Linked DNA regions of Homo sapiens: region 1 is linked to region 2. The links are chromatin contacts, found by Hi-C in ENCODE. All regions are on one chromosome and are shown on one strand. Each heading gives the region's core, a stretch centred on a gene start or an enhancer-like site at or near the end of the contact. The rest is flanking DNA. Distances are from core to core; before and after follow the strand shown. Region 1 holds the start of ZNF367 (zinc finger protein 367). Region 2 holds the start of IARS1 (isoleucyl-tRNA synthetase 1).

The links. A loop is a pair of places that touch in the nucleus more often than their neighbours do. Pooled maps may share reads with other maps.
Region 1: a loop to region 2 is called in a map of B cell, with 15 times the contacts of the local background. The contact joins the promoter of ZNF367 here to the promoter of IARS1 in region 2. A Hi-C loop is called at or near these places in 2 of 168 maps with a recorded cell type or tissue (B cell and CD4-positive, alpha-beta T cell) and 7 of 50 pooled maps.

What each region holds. Positions count from the first base shown.
Region 1 is chr9:96,416,680-96,421,242 of GRCh38, reverse strand. ZNF367 (zinc finger protein 367) reads left to right here and starts at 2,873. Exons shown (of 5, transcript NM_153695.4): 1 at 2,873-3,630. The coding sequence starts at 3,211. RefSeq lists enhancers at 1-1,008, 1,525-2,058, 2,059-2,592, 4,067-4,306 and silencers at 1,727-1,996, 2,257-2,916, 3,027-3,166, 3,467-3,706.
Region 2 is chr9:92,292,447-92,296,901 of GRCh38, reverse strand. It overlaps IARS1 (isoleucyl-tRNA synthetase 1), which reads left to right and starts at 3,205. Exons shown (of 34, transcript NM_002161.6): 1 at 3,205-3,291. It overlaps MIR3651 (microRNA 3651), which reads left to right and starts at 4,355; the gene lies at 4,355-4,444. It overlaps SNORA84 (small nucleolar RNA, H/ACA box 84), which reads left to right and starts at 4,309; the gene lies at 4,309-4,441. RefSeq lists an enhancer at 2,774-2,823.

The DNA of each region.
Region 1 (4,563 bases), core at 1,624-4,123, 4.1 Mb before region 2:
GGCTGCTGGTTGCCCATTTTTATGGTTATTTCTTGATGATATGCTAATCAAGGGGTGGATTATTCATGCTTCCCCTTTTTAGACCATATAGGGTAACCTTCTGACGTTGCCATGGCATTGTAAACTGTCACGGCGCTGGTGGGAGTGTAGCAGTTGAGGAGGACCACAGGTCACTCTCATGGCCATTTTGGTTTTGGTGAGTTTTGGCCGGTTCCTTTACTGCAACCTGTTTTATCAGCAATGTGTTTATGACCTGTATTTTGTGCTGACCTCCTATCTAATGCTGTGACTTAGAATGCCTTAACCGTCTGGGAATGCAGCCCAGTAGGTTTCAGCCTCATTTTACCCAGCTCCTTTTTAAAATGGAGTTGCTCTGGTTCACAGGCCTCTGACATTATGGGCTGTTAATATCTGAGACAGAACAAAGACATCAGGAATATGATCCATACACTTCAGACAGCTTCTTCATTGCATGAAAATGGAGCCAAACAAGCAAAGATCTGGTATGACCTCAGCTTTGCTCCTGGAATCACCTTCTGCCCAGTTCACACATTCCTGGCATGTCTTTCATTCTCTTGGGGAAGAGAGCAAGTGGAGTTGCCAGGTTACTGTTGATGAAGGGCAATTTTTAGAAGCAGAAAGTCAGCATCCTGTGCTGGATGATTCATCTTGCCCTCTGGGGCATGCTCTGAATGTTAAACAGTAACTATTTGTTGGTGATTAATCTGTTGGATTTTGCTCAACCCCTAATTCGAGTGTCCATGATGGATAGATCACTTTTTTCTTTACACTACTTGTCAAGTATAAAACAGATGGATAACATTTCCCTTCCAACTGATTCAGAAAAATATGTTTTTTGGTATTAAACTGTAAAAACAAAATGTATGTTTACTAAATTAGGTGAAAGTAGGGCTGAACTTTCAACTTTCTAGATCAACCATTACAATATGAAATTTGCCCCTAAACCCTGAAAGTTTTGGAATATGAGAAACGGGACCGAGAAATGTGTGAGTCCCATTTTTCAGCCTTTTCCTCCTTTTGCTCAGCAGACACTGAATATAATCCACAGGCAGTACAGACTTATTCTTCCAAAGGATTTATTATGTAATCTTGTACAAGCCTCAACTTTTCTCATTTATAAAATGGGAAAAATATCTTCCTTACCCAATTGTTGAGTGAACTGTGAAACATCCATATGTATTATTGTGTATCAGTACATATATGCTATTTTTGTAGTAGGCCTCCAGAAAATGGAGGCTATATACTGTTTCATTTCTTAAAAGGATACTTTCACTTGGTTCAAAGTTCAAAAGATAGTTATATATTGTATTTCTTGAAATCTTTTCACTTCTGTTCCCAGCCACACAATTTCCCTCCATGATCCATGTTTCTTTTGCATCTTGCCAGATATTTTATGTACGTCTAAAAGTAAAAACGTATTTTCCCCACTTTAACAATTTTACATAAAATCACACTATTGCTTGTTTTGCCTTTTAAAATAAAAATACATTTTTGAAATTGTTCATATCAGTACAGTTTCCTTTATTTGTTTTTAAACAATTGTGGCTTAATTTAGTCATAGCTGTGCATTTGTGTGTCTTTCACAGAGAGAAAAGCTATTCAGCTTAGTTATCTGTTATTATACAGTCGTGTTCTAACTTAATTACCAATCCTAACCCTTAACCAATGGATATTCATTCATCCATTCAGCAAATATTTATTGAGCCCCTACCGCGAATCAGGCGGTGCCTGGGAATCTGTATTCCCAAGAACAAAACGCAGCTCCCCAGGCCACATCTAGCGGGTAGGAAGCCGGGCAACCCCTCCGCCCGGTCCTTCCTCTGCAGCCTGCGAGCCCCACCCGGGCCGCGGTCGGCGCCAGCCAGGCGGGGCTGGGGCGGGGCGGGCAGAGGACGTTGGGGCTCCGCGCGTCCCGGCGCGAGTACTAGGACGCGGCCGGGGCAGGTGGGGGCCGAGCAAAGTAGGGCGCTGCCCCGACTCCCGGAGCAGCCGCTCGGTAGAGCGGGGTCGCCGGGGTGGGGAGATCCCCGAGGCAACTTCGGGGCATCAGTCCAGGGTGAGAGTGTCTACTCTCGCCCGGCTCTTGTGGCCTCCGCGCCGCGAGCGGCCCGCAGGGACTTCGGAGGCCACTTCCTGGACTCTCCCCTTTCCACAGATGGGGAACCGGAGGCCCACAATCGGCCCGGAGGAGTCAGGGCGGTGCTGACAGGGCTGGTTCACAGAGCGTGCAACAGCTGAGCAGACGGAACTCGATTAAGAAACCAGGCACGCCGGGTGCCCATCAGGACCTCGGGCAGCAGAGACTCCAGCCGCCGGGCGGGTGGTGGGACCGAGGGCGGGGCGGGCGGCGGGGCCCCAGCCCTTTAAACTCCCTGCGCGCGGGAACCGCGGCCCAACAACCAACGGCGGGCGGGGCCGAGCGGGGCGCGCGCCTCCACCGCCCAACGATCACCACCCCCCCCGACCCCGCCCCGCCGCTGTCCAATCAGCCGCCCTCTTGCCGCCCTCCCCGCCGCCCTTGTCTCCCTGGCCCGGACTAACCACGCGGAGGGACGGCGGGGCGGGGCGGCAGGCGGGTGTGTCCGGGCGAGTGGAGACGCCGCGCGCTCCACTGGAGTTTCGAACGCTGTTGGCCCTCCAGACAGAAAAAAATATAAGAGCGGCGGCCAATGGCGAGGTGGGAAGGACCCGCGCGCAGACCCGGCCCCGCCCCGGCCGGCTGGAAAGAAGGCCAGGCCTGGCCATTGGCTCGCGCCGCCTGTCACTCGCCGGTGCGGCCAGCGGGCAGCGGCCTCGCGGTGACTGGTTCCGCCCAGGCGCGAAATGTAACGCGGGAAAAGCCGGGGCAGGCACCGCGGCGGCAGGTTGTTATTTTTGGGGGCTCAGCGCCGCGCGTCCTGCTTTCCTGTCACCGCAAGGGCCGGGCCGCCCGCTGCTTCCCACCCCTGCAGCCTGCGCTGCGGAGTACAAAGAGCGGAGGGCGCGCTTGACCTGGGGCTGGGGTCCAGCCCTGCCCGCCGGTGCCGTCTGCTCAACTAGTTAGGTGGCTGCTGCGCAGGATTCCGGGAAACGTCAGTCTGCCATGAGCCGGCAGGACTGAGCCTGCGACTCGGAGCAGAGCGAGTGAGGGGCAGAGCGGTGCTCAGGAGTGCGGCCCGGGGCCGCCGGAGCTGGGGGTCGGGCCGGGCGATGATCCGGGGCTTCGAGGCGCCCATGGCGGAGAACCCGCCGCCGCCGCCGCCGCCCGTCATCTTCTGCCACGACTCCCCGAAGCGGGTGCTGGTGTCGGTCATCAGGACGACCCCGATCAAGCCAACGTGCGGCGGTGGAGGGGAGCCGGAGCCGCCGCCGCCGCTCATCCCCACCAGCCCCGGCTTCAGCGACTTCATGGTGTACCCGTGGCGCTGGGGCGAGAACGCACACAACGTGACGCTCAGCCCTGGGGCCGCGGGGGCCGCCGCCTCGGCCGCCCTGCCTGCAGCCGCAGCCGCCGAGCACTCGGGGCTTCGTGGCCGGGGCGCGCCCCCGCCCGCCGCCTCGGCCTCCGCCGCCGCCTCGGGAGGTGAGGACGAGGAGGAAGCGAGCAGCCCAGACAGCGGCCACCTCAAGGTGAGCGGCGCGGGCGGGCGGGCGGGCGGGACGTGGGGCAGCCGGGGCCCGTTAACGGTGCGGCGGGCGGGGCGGAGTTGAAAACGCGAGGTCGATCCGGCTACGGCGGGGGCTGCGGCTGACAGGATGCTGACGTCACTGCCGCGCGCCAAAAACCGGCCCCAGTCGGGGGGGGCCTGTCACGTGACAGGCGGGAGCGGCGCGGGAGACCGTCCTTGCGGCAGGTGCAGTGGGCGGGAGCGCGGCCCGGGGTCGCTGGGGAGGCCGGGTCAACGGCCACTGACATCCTCCCGGCGGGCTGCCGAGTCCTCAGTTCCGAGAGGAAACGAGAGGGATGAGGGCCTTGAGTTGTTCCACCGACTGCGAGAGGGCAGGGAGCGCACAGTGTTTGCTCCATTACTGCAGATCGCCCTCGCCCTGTTAAAAGATGCCCTGCAGAGACAGCCGAAGAGCAAGAAAGGACTTCTGGGCCTGTTCTGCGGCTGAAGTTGTGCCTTCGCTGCCTTTCATTTATCCAGCATACTACTTGCTAGGTGTTGAGAGCACATAGTGGAATGGGACGCTAAAATTGCTTGCAGTCTCCGACTGCTTAAAGCTGGGAAGGTCGTTACCACTGGTTCAAACCTATTTTACAGATCAGGCAGCTGGGGCTTACAGTGATTAGTGAGGCGACCTTCCCACGATGGCACAGCTCAGTAGTGGAAGAGCGGGGACTAGGTCGAGGTTTTGTGGCTTTTAGTCCTGCATGTGTTTGGGGTGACTTTCTGCTGACTTATACTGAACTCTGTAGACTGTAAGCTCCAGGTGAGCCAGGAGTATTTCTATCTAGAAGACTATATGACTTTACTACCTTACATTCTGTAAATGCTCAATAAAGGTGCTCAAAAAATATTTGTGTAATGAATGAATGGTGCTAACAGAAGGGTAATATCC
Region 2 (4,455 bases), core at 1,956-4,455:
CCCATCTCTACTAAAAATGCAAAAATTAGCTGGGTGTGGTGGCTCACACCTGTAATCCCAGCTGCTAGGGAGGCTGATACAGGAGAATCACTTGAACCCAGGAGGCAGAGGTTGCAGTGCTGAGATCATGTTGCTGCACTCCAGCCTGGGTAACAGAGTGAGACTCCATCTTAAAAAAAAAAAAAAAAAGAAATAGTATTATATAGTTCCAAGGGACTATCATTAAGCCATGATGTGTGTACCTAAAATTAGTATTTATTGATTTACCTATGCTGAATATAAACTCTTAACTGTTGGGATTTCATCTGGTGTGTTAACCATTATGACCCTAGGGCTTATGCTCTATGTTTTTTTAGTAAGGGTCCAAGGAACTAAATAACTTGAAGAGTAATTCTGGATTCCTAGGTTTCCAAAACTTCAGACTTCAAGGAGAGTGTGGACAACTAAGCAGCAGGATAAATAATTCACACTTTCTACCTTCTCTTGATGTAGATCACATTTGTACCTTATTTTCTATTGCTGCATAGCAAATCATCTCAGTAACAATCATTTATTTTATGCACAAATACTGCAATTTGGTCAACACTCACTAGGGACTGCTGATCTGTGCTGTGTGCTTTCACTGGGGTGGTTCAGCTAGGGCTACGGGATCTGTTTCTAAGATGGCCCACTCAGTGCCTGTTCATGGGCTTCCTTACAGCATAGCAAAAAAGCTCTAGGAGCAAGTGTTCTCAGAGGCAGGAAGCAGATGCTGCCTGTCTCTTAAGGCCTGGCCCAGAAACCGGCTCAGTCACTTCACTGTATTCTACAGGTTTAAACTGACACACAGCCCAACCAGACTGAAAGGGAGGGGACACAGATCCTCACTTCTTAGTGGGAGGAGTGTCAGAATGTGTGGCCGTAATTTAAATCCGGCACATGTTTCACAAGCAGACAAATAAGTAACATCAAGTAGCCTTGCCCACCCCCCAGTTCCTGCTCCCCAGATGAAACCACCTTCAGCAATTTAATTTCTCTAGTATTTACCTCCATGTTTCTACCTAACATGCTTATGCTCTGATTTCTTGGTTTTTCACTTCCAGACACTACATATTCTGAAAAGGTGAAAAAATTATTCACCTCTTCAGTCCAAGTAATATATTTTGACTACAGTTAACTTTTTTGCTGGAATTTTTTCATTTGCTTAACTTTTTCTAGACTTAGTCTTCCCATACCTTCCAACTGTGGGACATGATGAGGTTTCTCTTCAAATAGCCTGATCAATCCTTTATTCTTTAATTCACAGTGCCCCCCTCTTCCCTTTTTCTCCTCTTTCCTTTCTGCCTTTGTTACATGCCTAGACAGGCCACAGTACCAGGCGTTATCAGTACCAGCTCGTATTCCTTATCCGAAGAGAAGACTAGCTCTCTAGCTCATTACAGACAGCCCTTCCCCCTTTCCCCTCTCTCTTACGTGCCCACCTTATCTAAAGAAAGTTAAAATGTTTAGCCAACTGTGGTTATTTTAGATTGTGAGGCCCAACTCCGGCCAATGGAGAAAGGGTACAGGGGCAGGGTTTGTGTCAGGGATAAAGGTTCTCGTGCCCCTTTGTTCTGGTGTGCTCTCATGGTGACTGGCCAAGGAGAAGCACCCCTCTGCGCAGAAGTAAAATTGCTTTGCTGAAAATCCTTTGTTTGAATGTTCAATTTCCTTAGGATTTTGAGCATTATTTCCAACACAACAGTACTATTAATATAAATGTTTCTCAATCAAATTTTTAAATAATTAGACTTGGCCTACCTCACCTTTGTCCAGGAGCCCTCTGTCTGGCTCTATCTGGGCTCTCTGGATAGGTGACAAAAATGAACTGAACAAGGTGGCAACGTGAGGAATGTGAAAACTTCAAACACATTCCAAATACTTTCAGTTAATTAACAAGATTTGCAGCTATTAAATTATGTACGTTATGTGAGTATAGTCAGAACACTGAGTTACCCATGATGGAGGACATGAAACCACTTTAATCCTTCACACAGGGCCAAGACGGTAAGTAAAGTTAAATATATGCTGAACAGACTATCAAAATGTTCCTAAACTTAATAAGAAACTGCATTCTACCTATTCTAGGCCAGATAAATTTTTTATATCCCTCTAACGGATACAATAGGCAGCTACGGAACTACTCCCAATTTGGCAAGATCCAGAATTTCCTTTAGAGGCTCTGGGGCCAAAGCCCGAGGCCTACTGCCCTTTGCAAGGCTCCAGATTTTAACCAGCAGATCAGTAAGGTACCAAGCCGACTCATAGCAATGATAATAAGTATGCAGGCCGGGTGCAGTGGCTCATGCCTGTAATCCCAACAGTTAAGGAGGCTAAGGCAAGCAGATCGCTTGAGCCCACGAGTTTGACAGCAGCCTAGGCAACATAGCAAGACCCCGTTGCTACAGAAAATACAAAAATTAGCCGGGCGTGGTGGCGCTAGCCTGTAGTCCCAGCTACTTGGCCAGGGATGAGGTGCGAGGATCATCTGATCCGGGGAGGTTGAGGCTGCAGTGAGCCATGACCGTGCCACTGCACTCCAGCCTGGGCGACAGAATGAGACCGCTTCTCAAAAAAAGAAAAAAAAATCGTTTGTGCAATGTTTTCATTACCGGAAACATTTTAAGTAAAATACAATAAAACTTTTAAATCTGGTTGTCAGACCCTTCCTTCCCTTTTGTTATTATCGTTTCACGTAGCCATTTATGATAGGAGAAGCGGCTTTGGGGTCGGCGGCTCAGGGCCCAAAAGTATAATTATTAAAGCCACCTCTCCGGAAGTTGCTGTTTGTCGTTATCAATTTAGGTACGAAGTGTCCAGTCAGATAAATACTGACAAAAGCAAACAAGATGAAGAACATGAGCCCCGACCTCGGCGCCCCTTCCCAGTGGGCCGTCACCTACCCGGAGGTGCCCACAACCCGAGTGAGACCTCGGTCTACACTACTGCAACGGATACAAGCAGCACGCACAGCGCCGCCCTCAGCGCTGGTTCGTTTTCCACGTGGAGGCGCAAAACCAGCAAGCACCACTGTCGCACCATCCGAGCCAGTGGGCGCAATCATGTCCGGCGCGACCAATCGGCGCCTGGCTTGTTGGCAGGTGTCAGGCAGCGCGCACTGATTGGCCGGTGCGGAGCCTGTCTCCTTCACTGGATCCCGCATTTTCAGCGCGTTGCATCACCTCCGTGCGCCCGGTTGCAGCGTGGACGCCGGATGAGTTGCTTTTAGGCTTGCTGGCCCGCGGGGCTGTCCAGGCACGCGAGGCCCCTCAGGTACGCCCTCTCTTCCCTGCAGGATCCGGCCCTCAAAGACGAGGGTCACGCACGCGTTACAACCCCGAAACAGTAGCACAAGATTTAATTTTTAAAAGAGCGTGTTTCTTCGGGGCTTGCCGTTCGTTCGTTTCCAGCCTCAGGAATTTATGGTCGCCTTTTTGAATGAGGTAGTGTTTGAAATGAGTAAAATCTTTTTAAAATGATATACATAGTATAAATTGATATAGCTGTGACTTTATGTATAGGCAATACGTATTTTTATATGTCTTAATTTATTACCTTCAATGGCTGCGAGATACTTATTTTATTGATGTACCGTAATTTACTTCAGTCACCATGAATATTTAGATTGTTTTCAGTTATTTGCCTGGAGAAACAATTATTCGGTGAATGTCATTGTATACACATTTTGTACATTTGCATGAGTATACCTGTGGAGTCTATGTTAATAGGATATAACTAAATTGAGGAAACGTTTGAGACGGTCCCACTTTCAGGTTACATTTGACTTAATAGATTATGAAGACCTGAGAATAAAAGGAGAAACAGAAATGGATTTAGAGGAGAATGAAAAGGGGGAACAGAAATAGGCTTATAGGTAGGATCCACATGACTTGATGATTAATTGGTTGTGTGTATCTTCTGAGTAGTGTCAGGGGTGACTCAAAAATGTCATGCCTAAGTAATGGGAAGAATATTGGAACCACTAATACAGTAGTTTAAAAGGGAAGCAATTCTGGAAGGAATTATGAAATTTTAAACAAAACATGGTTTTAGTGTGCGTTTCTAAAATATATTGAGGCAAAATAATATGAAGTAATGTGAATAATATGTAGTTAATATCAGGGAGGGTGGTCTCGAAATTGCTGAACGGGAAGTTGAGGTTAAGGTGACCTGAAGGAGTTGTGGAGCAGCGAAGAGTCAAGGGCCTGGATTATAATAAGAGGGAAGCAAAGGGGATGGCATCCCTCTGCACAACAAGGTTGTTGTGCAAGGTTAACCTGCTCTGTCCCTGCCCTGTGGTTGCTGGATGCTGTTGTGCATGGACAGCTCTCCAGTGGATTCGATGGGCCATAGCAATCCTGTGATTTATGCATGGAGGCTGCTTCTCCTCAGCAGCTGCCATAGCCCGGTCGCTGGTACATGATTCTTCCTGAATAG